Regions from separate parts of the Homo sapiens genome. Here region 2 is linked to region 1. Evidence: read pairs that join two places in POLR2A ChIA-PET (ENCODE). Cell type or tissue: GM12878. All regions are shown on one strand. Each heading gives the region's core, and the rest is flanking DNA. Links, peaks and the distances in the headings are about the cores only.

Evidence for each region. ChIA-PET counts read pairs that join two places held together with the same protein. Peaks named below come from ENCODE experiments on the same cell type or tissue, not always from the same donor. Only the 100,000 strongest peaks of a DNase experiment are listed, where the experiment ranks them.
Region 2: POLR2A ChIA-PET joins it to region 1 with 10 read pairs; 5 of 35 experiments call an interaction of 5 or more read pairs at or near these places.

The regions. Positions count from the first base shown.
Region 1 is chr10:103,178,963-103,184,343 of GRCh38, forward strand. NT5C2 (5'-nucleotidase, cytosolic II) reads right to left here. Exons shown (of 19, transcript NM_001351169.2): 2 at 2,223-2,366. Among named protein-coding and RNA genes, the nearest start is that of NT5C2, 12 kb to the right of the region's middle. In GM12878, for the core only: no CTCF peak of the experiment used is centred there; a DNase peak (open chromatin) is centred at 2,489; H3K4me3 peaks cover 282 bases; H3K27ac peaks cover 1,498 bases.
Region 2 is chr10:103,068,538-103,073,918 of GRCh38, forward strand. It overlaps CNNM2 (cyclin and CBS domain divalent metal cation transport mediator 2), which reads left to right. Exons shown (of 8, transcript NM_017649.5): 5 at 92-185; 6 at 3,237-3,302. Among named protein-coding and RNA genes, the nearest start is that of NT5C2, 120 kb to the right of the region's middle. In GM12878, for the core only: a CTCF peak has its summit at 1,263 (motif pointing left); DNase peaks (open chromatin) are centred at 1,264, 1,534 and 2,074; H3K4me3 peaks cover 434 bases; H3K27ac peaks cover 911 bases.

The DNA.
Region 1 (5,381 bases), core at 178-5,177:
TTTTGAGATAGAGTCTTGCTCTGTCACCCAGGCTGGAGTGCAGTGATGCGATCTTGGCTCACTGCAACCTCCACCTCCCAGGTTCAAGCGATTCTCCTGCCTCAGCCTCCTGAGTAACTGGGATTACAGGCACGCACCACCTTGCCCGGCTAATTTTTGTATTTTTAGTACAGACGGAGTTTCACCATGTTGGTCAGGCTGGTGCCAAACTCCTGACCTCATGATCTGCCCACCTTGGCCTTCCAAAGTGCTGGGATTACAGGTGTGAGCCACTGTGCCCAGCCTCCTCTACTTCCTTAATAAACTTGCTTTCACTTTACTTTATGGACTCGCCCTAAATTCTTTATTACATCAGATCCAAGAACCCTCTCTTGGGGTCTGGATCAGGACCCCTTTCCAGTAACAATACTGTAGGTAGGAAAACCATGGAAGGCCTCTTTGAGGAGGTAATATTTGTTCAGAGACCTGAGTAAAGTAAAGGAGTGATATACAAAATAAAACAAACAGCAACTGCATATACACAAACAACAACTGCACCCAAGTAGCTGGGATTACAGGTGCACACCACCATGCCCGGCTAATTTTTTGTATTTAGTAACACAGTGGTTTGCAACTATACTCCCAGCTACTTGGGAGGCTGAGACAGGAGGATCGCTTTGAGCCCAGGAGTTTGAGGCTGCAGTGAGCTATAATCACACCACTGCACTTCAGCCTGGGTGACAGAGTGAGACCCAATCTCTAAACAAAAAAATAAAACAAACAATAAACCAACCTACTACAGGGTTGGCATATAACATCATATTAATCTGTTTTGCATATTATGGTTTATATGCATATGCAAAAGATTTAGAATATTTTATTCTCTTAGAAGGTTAGATTATCTCTGCAACCTTGTTTGTATACTTAATTTAAGTCCCTCTTCATGGCTAACAGAGGACTTAAAAAACTAAAACAAAATTGCATTTATATATTATCCTTCCATTAGAGTATTGAGAGGAAAAAGACAAGCTATGGTTTGGGACAAAATATTTGCAAACACACATCTGACAAAAGGACTTGTATCCAGAATATAGGAAGAGCTCTCAAAATGCAATAATAAGCTAAATAATCCAATTAAAATACAGGCAAAACATATGCATAGACATTTCATCAAAGAATATATACAAATGGCAAATAAGCATATGAAGTGATGTTTAACATCATTTGTCACTAGGGAAATACAAATTAAAAACACAATAAGATACCAAAATATGCCTATTTGAATATTTAAAATTAAAAAGACAGTATCAAATGTTGTTGAGAATGTAGAGCAACCTGAATTCTACTACACTGCTGGAAAGAAAATAAAAAAGGCACAAGCACTCTGGAAAAGTTTGCCATTTCTTTAAAACTTAAACATATATCTATCATATGTCCCAGACTTTCTAATTGTAAGTAATTGTCCAAGAGAAATTAAAGCACATATCCATATAAAGACTTGAACACAGGCTTGGGCACAGTGGCTCACACCTCTAATCCCAACACTTTGGGAGGCCAAGATGGGTGGATTGCTTGAACCCAGGAGTTCAAGAGCAGCCTGGGCAACATGGCAAAATGCAGTCTTTACGAAAATTGAAAAATTAGTTGGGCATGGTAGCACATGCCTGTAGTCCCAGCTACTTGGGAGGATCACACGAGCCCAAGAGGTTGAGGCTACAGTGAGCCAAGATTGTCTCGTGCCACTGCACTCCAGCCTGGGCGACAGAGATCCTGTCTCAAAAGAAAAAAAAAAACTTATACACAAATGTTCTTAGCAGCTTTGTAATGGCCAGAAACTACAAACAACCCAAATGTTATCCACAAGTAAATGGATAAAAAAAATTATGGTACATCTGTACAATGTAATACTACTATGCAATATAAAGGAATAAAGTATTTACATGCAAAACATTAAAAAATTCGTAATAACTACACTGAGTGAAAGAAGACAAAAAGAGTACATAGTGTATGATTCCGTATATATAAAATCCTAGAAAATGCACACTAATCTGACAGAACACAGACCAGTGGTTCCCTGGGGTAAGGAGGTCAAGTACGGAGAGGAGGAGGTATTACAAAGGAGCCCAGGAAAACTTTTGGGGAGAAGGGGTGATACGTTCAATATCTTCATTATGGTGATGGTTTCATGGGTACATATATATATGTTAAAATTTATTATATACTCTGTGCAACTTATTGTATACCAATTATGCCACAATAAGACTTTTTCAGCCAGTGGCAGTGGCTCACACTTGTAATCCCAGAACTTTGGGAGGCCGAGGCGAATGGATCACTTGACGTCAGGAGATCACATCACTGTACTCCAGCCTGGGCAGCAGAGCGAAACTCTGTCTCAAAAAAAAAAAAAATAATAATTCACAGGCAAAACATGCACAGTCCCCTTCACCACTACCATCACCCTCCCCCAAAGAAAGGAAAACAGCTGCTCCAACAGCTCTAGGCAACTGCTGAAAACAGGAAGCAAAGAGCAACTGAAACTGTAGGGTAAGCCTGGTTAGCAATCTGCACTGAATATTCTTTCCTTCAAAATGGTGTGCCAATAAAATGCTGATAGCCACATATAGTAAGACCACTATCTTTAAACTACAATGAAAGGAAATTTTGTCCCTCCCATAATTACCTCATTACTTAACATAATGTTAAGAAAAGTTCAAGAATTATGATGTAGTACAGTAATATTCTTCACGCCCAAACTGATAAAAGTATAAAAATAGCAGTAAAGGCCTGGCGTGGTGGCTCACGCCTGTAATCCTGGCACTTTGGGAGGCCAAGGTGGGTGGATCATTTGAGGTCAGGAGTTCGAGACCAGCCTGGCCAACATGATGAAACCCTGTCTCTACTAAAAACGGAAAAAAATCAGCCAGGCGTGGTGGCGTATCCCTGTAGTCCCAGCTACTCGAGAAGCTGAGGCAGGAGAATTGCTTCTCCCACCCGGGAGGCGGAGGTTGAAGTGAGCTGAGACTGCGCCACTGCACTCCAGCCTGGGCAACAGAGCGAGACTCTATCTCAAAAAAAAAAAAAAGAAAAAATAGCAGTCAGCACTTCTTTTCATGACAATTCTGCATTAAGACAAAATGCCACGCTGCTAGAGTTATACATTGGCAAACGCTCTTTAAAAAGTCATTTTACATGTCTGTTTCAAGTCAGGTCAGTAATTCATTTGGAATAAAGTGAGGAGCACTTTAACAATATGTAGAGCAGGTCTATCAGGCAGTGTTTAACACATGGCAATTTGAATCAAATATTCATTTTTCAATGGAATAAGTATGTCAACATAGATAATAGGGTAATAATAGCAGTATGAATAATCAGTAGTTTCTACTTCACTCAAATTTTAATTTTGTATTTAAAATACAAAACCTGGGTGGCTCACACCTGTAATCCCAGCACTTTGGGAAGCCGAGGCGGGTGGATCATCTGAGGTCAGGAGTTCAAGACCAGCCTGGCCAACATGGTGAAACCCTGTCTACTAAAAATATAAAAAGTAGCCAGGCGTGGTGGCAGGCACCCATAATCCCAGCAACTTGGGAGGGTGAGGCAGGAGAATCACTTGAACCCAGGAGGCAGAGCTTGCAGTGAGCCGAGATCCCGCCACTGTACTCTAGCCTGGGTGACAGAGCAAGACTCCATCTCAAAAAAAAAAAACTAAACTTGGCATTTTTAAGTTTTATAATCAACCATTCATTCTCATTCTAAGAACACTGCCCTAAAACTTACATGGAAAGGATAATTTTGAATAATTTCTTCAAATTTTCTCACCAGCCTGAAACTTATTTTGGTCTCTAAATACAACAACTTTCACTGCATATTACTCATGTTAAACTAGTTTATGGAAAAACAAAAGTTAAAGCTATATCCTCCATTTGTATGCCTCATATTGTACTAAATAGCCACATTTTATTCAGTCTTTGATAACCCTAGTCCTTGGCAGATAAGCAAGTAAAATCAATAACCTATAGTAGTTAGACATTTGGTTTTATCATTATATTGTGCTTAAGGGCCTCTCTGTAACATAGCCACAGACCAACTTACTTACAAATACATCCCCTTAAAAACATGGAAAGTCAGATGCAAGTTTACTTTAATTCATCTACCAGTACTGCTGAAAAACTAAATCCTCATATTTGTAGTTAACAGTGTCACCTATAACTCAAAGAATAGCACTGTGAAATAAGCTATAGCTTTTTTAAGTATTTTGTAACCTTTACTCCTTATCATCACAAAACACATGAAAGGAGATATATATATATGTGTGTGTGTGATATATATATATATATATATATATATATATATCACACACTCCTTCCCTCCCCTCTTTCCTGAAATTATTAGCTTTTTTTTTTTTTTTTTAACAATCTATCCCTCCTTCTTGGAATTACTAGTTTTAAACTGTTCTTTAATAACTCTAATGAATTTTGAAAAATTCCTGCCCCAAATCCCTCTCAATATTGCCTCTGCATCATTCTTCCTTTCTTTTCTTCTACTGCAAAAATAATTAAACAAATGCTTTTTTTTTTTTTTTTTTTTAAAGACGAAGTCTCTTTCGCTCTGTCTTCCAGGCTGGAGTACAGTGGCACCATCTCAGCTCACTGCAAGCTCTGCCTCCTGGGTTCACGCCATATATATATATATACATATACATACACACATACACACACACATATATATATACTTTAAGTGGGGGTGGGAGGAGGGTGAGGGATGAGAAATTACCTGATGAGTACAATGTACACTATTCAGGTGATGGTTACACTAAAAAGCCAGACCACTGCTATGCTATATATCCAAAACTGTACCCCCTAAATCTATAAAAATTAAAAAATAAAATAGTTTAAGATGAAGAAATGCCTATTTTTCCAGAAGGCTCCTTGAAACTGTTGCATTTAAATTATCTTAAATGTTTCATTACCTCTCATCTTTTAAATAGTTCATGATAAGTTTTTGGTTTTTTTTTTTTTTAGTTTTTTTGAGACAGAGTTTCACTCTTGTTGCCCAGGCTGGAGTGCAATGACGCGATCTCGGCTCAATGCAACCTCCGCCTCCCAGATTCAAGCGATTCTCCTGCGTCAGCCTCCCAAGTAGCTGGGATTACAGGCATGAGCCACCACGCCCGGCTAATTTTGTATTTTTAGTACAGACGGGGTTTCACCGTGTTGGTTAGGCTGGTCTCGAATTCCTGACCTCAAGTGATCCACCTGCCTCCCAAAGTGCTGGAATTACAGGAATGTGCCACCGTGCCCAGCCTATAAACAAGTTTTTTTGTTTATTTTTCATTTCATTATTTTCATTCAGAGTTCTTTATGTCACTTGTCCCAAACTGCACTACACATTCCTGTCAAAGG
Region 2 (5,381 bases), core at 123-5,122, 110 kb before region 1:
ACAAAAATCTAAGGAAGGACCAAATATTGTACAGAGTGTGCCAGTAGGCTTTTGCAACTGGACTGAAAATACCTGCCTTTTCTCTCCACAGGGGAAAGTGGAAGTTGAAGCTGGGAAAGAAGGTATGAAGTTTGAAGCGAGCGCCTTCTCATACTATGGCGTGATGGCCCTGACAGCCTCTCCAGGTATGTTTGGTTCCCAGCCGCATAGGGCAGGACCACGTGTTAGGAAGTAAGGCCCCTCTCCTTTCATCTTGCTTTCTGTATCTGCCAGCTGACCCCATTCACTTCCTTTTTGAACTTTTTTTTTGAAGTATATCATATATGCAGAAAATCTGCACAAATCCTAAGTATATACCTCCATGAATTCTCACAAACTGAACACGTGTAAAGTGGCACCCAGACCAAGAGACAGGACGTTACCAGCCCCACAGAACTCCCATCACGCTCCCTTTTAGTCACTGGTCCCCCAGAGTAACTGCTTTCTTGACTTCTCAGCCTAATTCTGCCTGCTTTTGAACTTTGCATAAATGGAGACACTGTGTGTGTTACACAGAGGCTGGCTCCTTTCTCTGTGTCGTGCTTGTCACATCACCTCTGTTGCTGTGTGTGATCACACTATTTCCTCTTGCCATGTCTAGTATGCCACTGTGTGAATACACAGCAGTGCACGTGTCCTTTCATTGCTGATAGACATTGGGGTAGTCCCGTCTGGGGCTACTGTCAATATGTGGCTTTGAACATTCTTATACATGTCTTTGGGTGAACGTGTGTGTCCATTTCTGCTGGGTGCGCACCTGGGACTGGCGCTACGTGTCAGAGGGTGTGCCTCTGGATTCAGCTCTGATGTACCTGCTTACTCCCAACCTGTGCTGTGTGAATTCCGGTTGCTCTGCATCCAGCACTTGGTATTGTTGAGTCTGTTAAATGTTAGCAGTTTGGGAGGTCTTAATTTGCATGTTTCTGAGGACGAATGAGGTTGTTGCTATATACTGACTGCCTGTGGCCGGCTCTTGTCTGGAGAGCTGGCCAGGCGAGTCAGCCAGTTAAGGGTGGGTGGCCATGGGGGATTGACAGTTCTCTGAACACAAGATTCCAAGATGCCAGCCAGCCAGATGTGCTCTCAGACATGAACACAGATAGATACCTGGTGGCTTGCTGGCCTCTGGGGATGGCGCTGCTTGGCAGAGCGCACACGCTTGCTATTAATACCTGAGGCAGCCCGAACAGGTCGGGCAGGTCGACAGAGATGCTGGGGTGCCACCTTGTGGCAAAAACACCAAATGATGTGCGGTTTTAGGAAACTTCATTTACAAACCTCAAACCTAAAAATAACCCATTTTAAAAGAATTCCTGAAAGCCAGGCTTCCAAGGGGAGGAGATGCCTCCAGACAAGACTGTTTCTGTGACATTGGTCTTCATCGACTGCTCCACCCAGTAGTCTGAGGAACCCAAAGATGTTTCAGTTAGAAAGTCACTGAGACGTCAAGAATTCTGTCGTATTTCTAAACTTCCTCTGCCCCAAATGCCCCTTCTCACTATCCTTGTGCAGGTGTTTGAGTCCTGGAGGCACAGTGTCCCCACTGTCAACTGCTGACCAACACCCAACACCCACTGTGAACATGGGCCTGTCTGACCCTACTTAATGAGTAGGTTTCTGTTGTAAACTTGAAGGTGACCTTCGTTTTCACTGCTTAGTGAGAGAGACAGGGTAGCTCTTACCTAGGCATGAGAAGACCTGGGTTATAGCTTCAGTTCCATCACAGGCAGGTCGTGTGGTGTTGAGCGAGGCCCTTGGTCTCATCCTTGTTAAGAGGATATAATGATGCCAGCTCATGTGATTATTAGAAGACTAGGATGCAGTGATCCTCACACAAGTGCTTCGTCCCCTTGAAAGCATGAGGGGAAATGTGAGTATAGTAGAAAGGTGCCTGACTGTGATGAGTTTTGGCAGCTGACCTCAAATTAGCCCCAGGTGAGCAGAACCAGATTTATAAGATGGCTTTGAAAATAAACTAGGAGTGGGTTGTACATTTCTACCAATTACTGGTTCCTGAAACATAAATACCAGCGCAGTTCCTGTTGAACTGTAATGGAAGGACAAGTCTCATTTAGAAGAGGATGTGGTGAGCAGCCCTCTGAGTCTGGAACTGCTAAAAAGGAAGGGGAAATCACTTGAGGTCAGGAGTTCAAGACCAGCCTGGCCAACATGGTGAAACCCCATCTCTACTAAAAATACAAAAATTAGCCAGGCATGGTGGCACATGCCTGTAGTCCTAGCTACTTGGGAGGCTGAGGCAGGAGAATCGCTTGAACCTGGGAGGTGGAGGTTGCAGTGAGCGCAGAGCACGCCACTGTACTCCAGCCCAGGTGACAGAGCGAGAATCCATCTGAAACTAAAAAAGCGGGGGGGGAATTTCATTAATGGCATCTTACCTATTCCAAAGCCTAGTATTTTACTTAACTTTACAACTAAGATTTGGGATTTTGTATATTCATTGAGAGGCACAGTTAGTACAGATATCACAAGGTAAAGTTTCTGTTTATTGATGTTCGCTGTCTGGGGAAAACCGACAATAATCAGTTCTTAAGACCTACCTGCCCCAGAGGTGTGATTCCTGCTCAACATTTCATGTTCTGAGACTTTTCAATCTGATGGGGCAGTGAGTAAGTGGTGATGAGGATGACTCTGGTCTGCATTCCCAGGAAATCTGTGTATGCGTTCTTTACTTACTTTCCTCTATGTTGAGATTTGAAAGCGTTCCTAACAATTCAAAGCTTCAGGTCAAAATTAAAATGAGCTAAAGTTGCACAGATGGGGAGCTGTAGGCTGTGCAGTGAGTGAGTATTGGGGTGCAGGCGCCAGCGGTTTGAGTCAGGCTCTTAGGGCAGTTGACTAATCGAGCTCCCCTTTTGCGCAGCTACTGGTGATTTAAGCCCTTAAGAGTAGCAGGTTTCGAGCTATCAACCCCAATTGGTTATTAGTGGCTTAAGAGATTTCTTGGTTAGTAACAAACTCGTGGGTAGGATTTCTCCTGATCTTGGCCTCCCTGTATTCCTCTTCCTGGAAAGCAGTGTGTGTTGTTTTGTTTCTATAATACCATACCGACTTGCATTTCTGCAACTGAATGCTCATATTGTATTGATAGAACAAGTATCCCCTCCTGTCCCTTGATTACAGAGATCTCTGTTCTTGCCTTTTGATGCGATCTCACCCTGTTTTTCTCCATTTTTCAGTTCCTTTGTCCCTGTCTCGTACCTTTGTTGTCAGCAGAACAGAGTTGTTAGCAGCAGGTTCTCCAGGTAATTCTGCATGCTTCCTTTCCGTAATTCTCCTGATTGCCTTCCTTGCCCCCCATCACGCCTGGCTGGCTGGGTCTGCTCCCTTTACCTGGACAGGCTGTTTTCAGTGTTCCTTGGAGCGCTAAAGCTCTAAGGTTCCGTAACTTTATAGCGAGCTCTCCAGGAAAGCATAAGCCACAGCAGGTGGAGAGTCCAGAACAGCGCAAAGTCACCATGCACAGGAGTAGCCATGAAGCATGGAAAGGGAGGGCGGCTCTGGTGTGGATTGTTAGCGCTCCCTGCCCTTGTGGCTGACCTTGAATTTTCAGGTCAGCAGTAGGGGACTGTTCTTGGTTCTTATTCTGACCTCAGCAAGTCATGGTATCTGGAGTTTGCAGAGGCCCTGAGGGCCTCAAACCCTGAGGCCGCTTTTATAGAGCACATTTGCCAAAGGCCTGAGAGCTGTGAACTCTTCTTGGTAAGCAAGAAAAATACCCCATCCACACAGGCGCACGACATTCTTGTATCCTGGGTTCTTCCCACATCCGTGTGAGTGGAGCGCGAGCGCCTCTGCTGTCCGCCAGGCAGGCGGCCCTACTTCTCCCCACCACCAGGCAGGCGACCCCGCTTCTCCCCACCACCAGGCAGGCGACCCCGCTTCTCCCCGCCACCAGGCAGGCGACCCCGCTTCTCCCCGCCACCAGGCAGGCGACCCCGCTTCTCCCTGCCACCTGACTTTGTTTTGGAGTGAACACCCGGCACATTCCTATCCCGCTGCTGCCGACTGCCCTGCAGGAGAGGGTGGCCAGTCCTAACTAATACGTCCAGCTATTAAAAAGAAGGGAAAAGGCTTAATCTGTCTTTAATTAAAATTGCTGGGATTTCCTAGTTGGTAACACAATTTTCCTATATTTATCTTCGGAGTTTTTTCCATAATTACTATCATAAAACTTTGGAACATAAACTTGGCCACAAAACCTGACCTGAACTGGGGGTCAGCCACTACGGTTTTAGCTCTACTTGTTGTGAATCCTTGTCCGTCTCACCAAAAGTTAATGTGTTTGCGGACTAGGGCCGCCCCAGAATTGCTGGTGGTGTATGTAACATGGGGTGTATGGACTGTATCACCTTCCAGAATTCAAACATCTCTCTGGCCCCCAAGGGCTTCAGATGAAGAATGTGGACCTTTATTATTATTAATATTTTAAGTAAGATGGCACTTGAGGCTCTGAGCAGTGGGCTCAAGCTCAGGGTTGCAGCGCCTCTGCTCGCGCTGGCGCCCGTCGAGCTGTTGAAAGGGACATGGAAGGCAGGGCCTGCTCCTCCAGAGGGTGGCCATGGGGCCAGGCATCAGGCTCTTGGCAGAGGAGAGGGTCCACTCACACAAACAGAGGGCAGTGGGGCGAGAGGAAGCAGACTGAGTCTAGATGCTTTGGAAGATCAGAGAAATCCCCCTAAAATCCTTCTCAGGAGAAAACAGGAGACTCAGAATTACTGCAGGAGGCCTCAGACAAGCAAAGTACCTTGAAATGTTTTGTTTTTATAGCCTTCAAATGTTAACACACAAACACTGTTTCAAAAGTATCTAGAAATGGTGATGAGATTGGTGGCCAAAGCGCAGGGATACAGTAAGATCTCGTTTCAAAAAAAGGACTAATCTGTCACCCTGGGTGAAGTCACTGCATGTGCAAAACCTTGGTCATGGGGTGGGCGCATGGTGGCAAGGTCCGGGAGGAAGCTGACAAGAAAGAATAGAAAATGGGCCGGGCGCGGTGGCTCACGCCTGTAATCCCAGCACTTTCGGAGGCCGAGGCGGGTGGATCATGAGGTCAGGAGATCGAGACCATCCTGGCTAACAAGGTGAAACCCCGTCTCTACTAAAAATACAAAAAAATTAGCCGGGCGCTGTGGTGGGCGCCTGTAGTCCCAGCTACTCGGGAGGCTGAGGCAGGAGAATGGCGTGAACCCGGGAAGCGGAACTTGCAGTGAGCCGAGATTCCGCCACTGCAGTCCGCAGTCTGGCCTGGGCGACAGAGCGAGACTCCGTCTCAAAAAAAAAAAAAAAAAAAAAAAAAAGAATAGAAAATGCCAGCTGGGCTC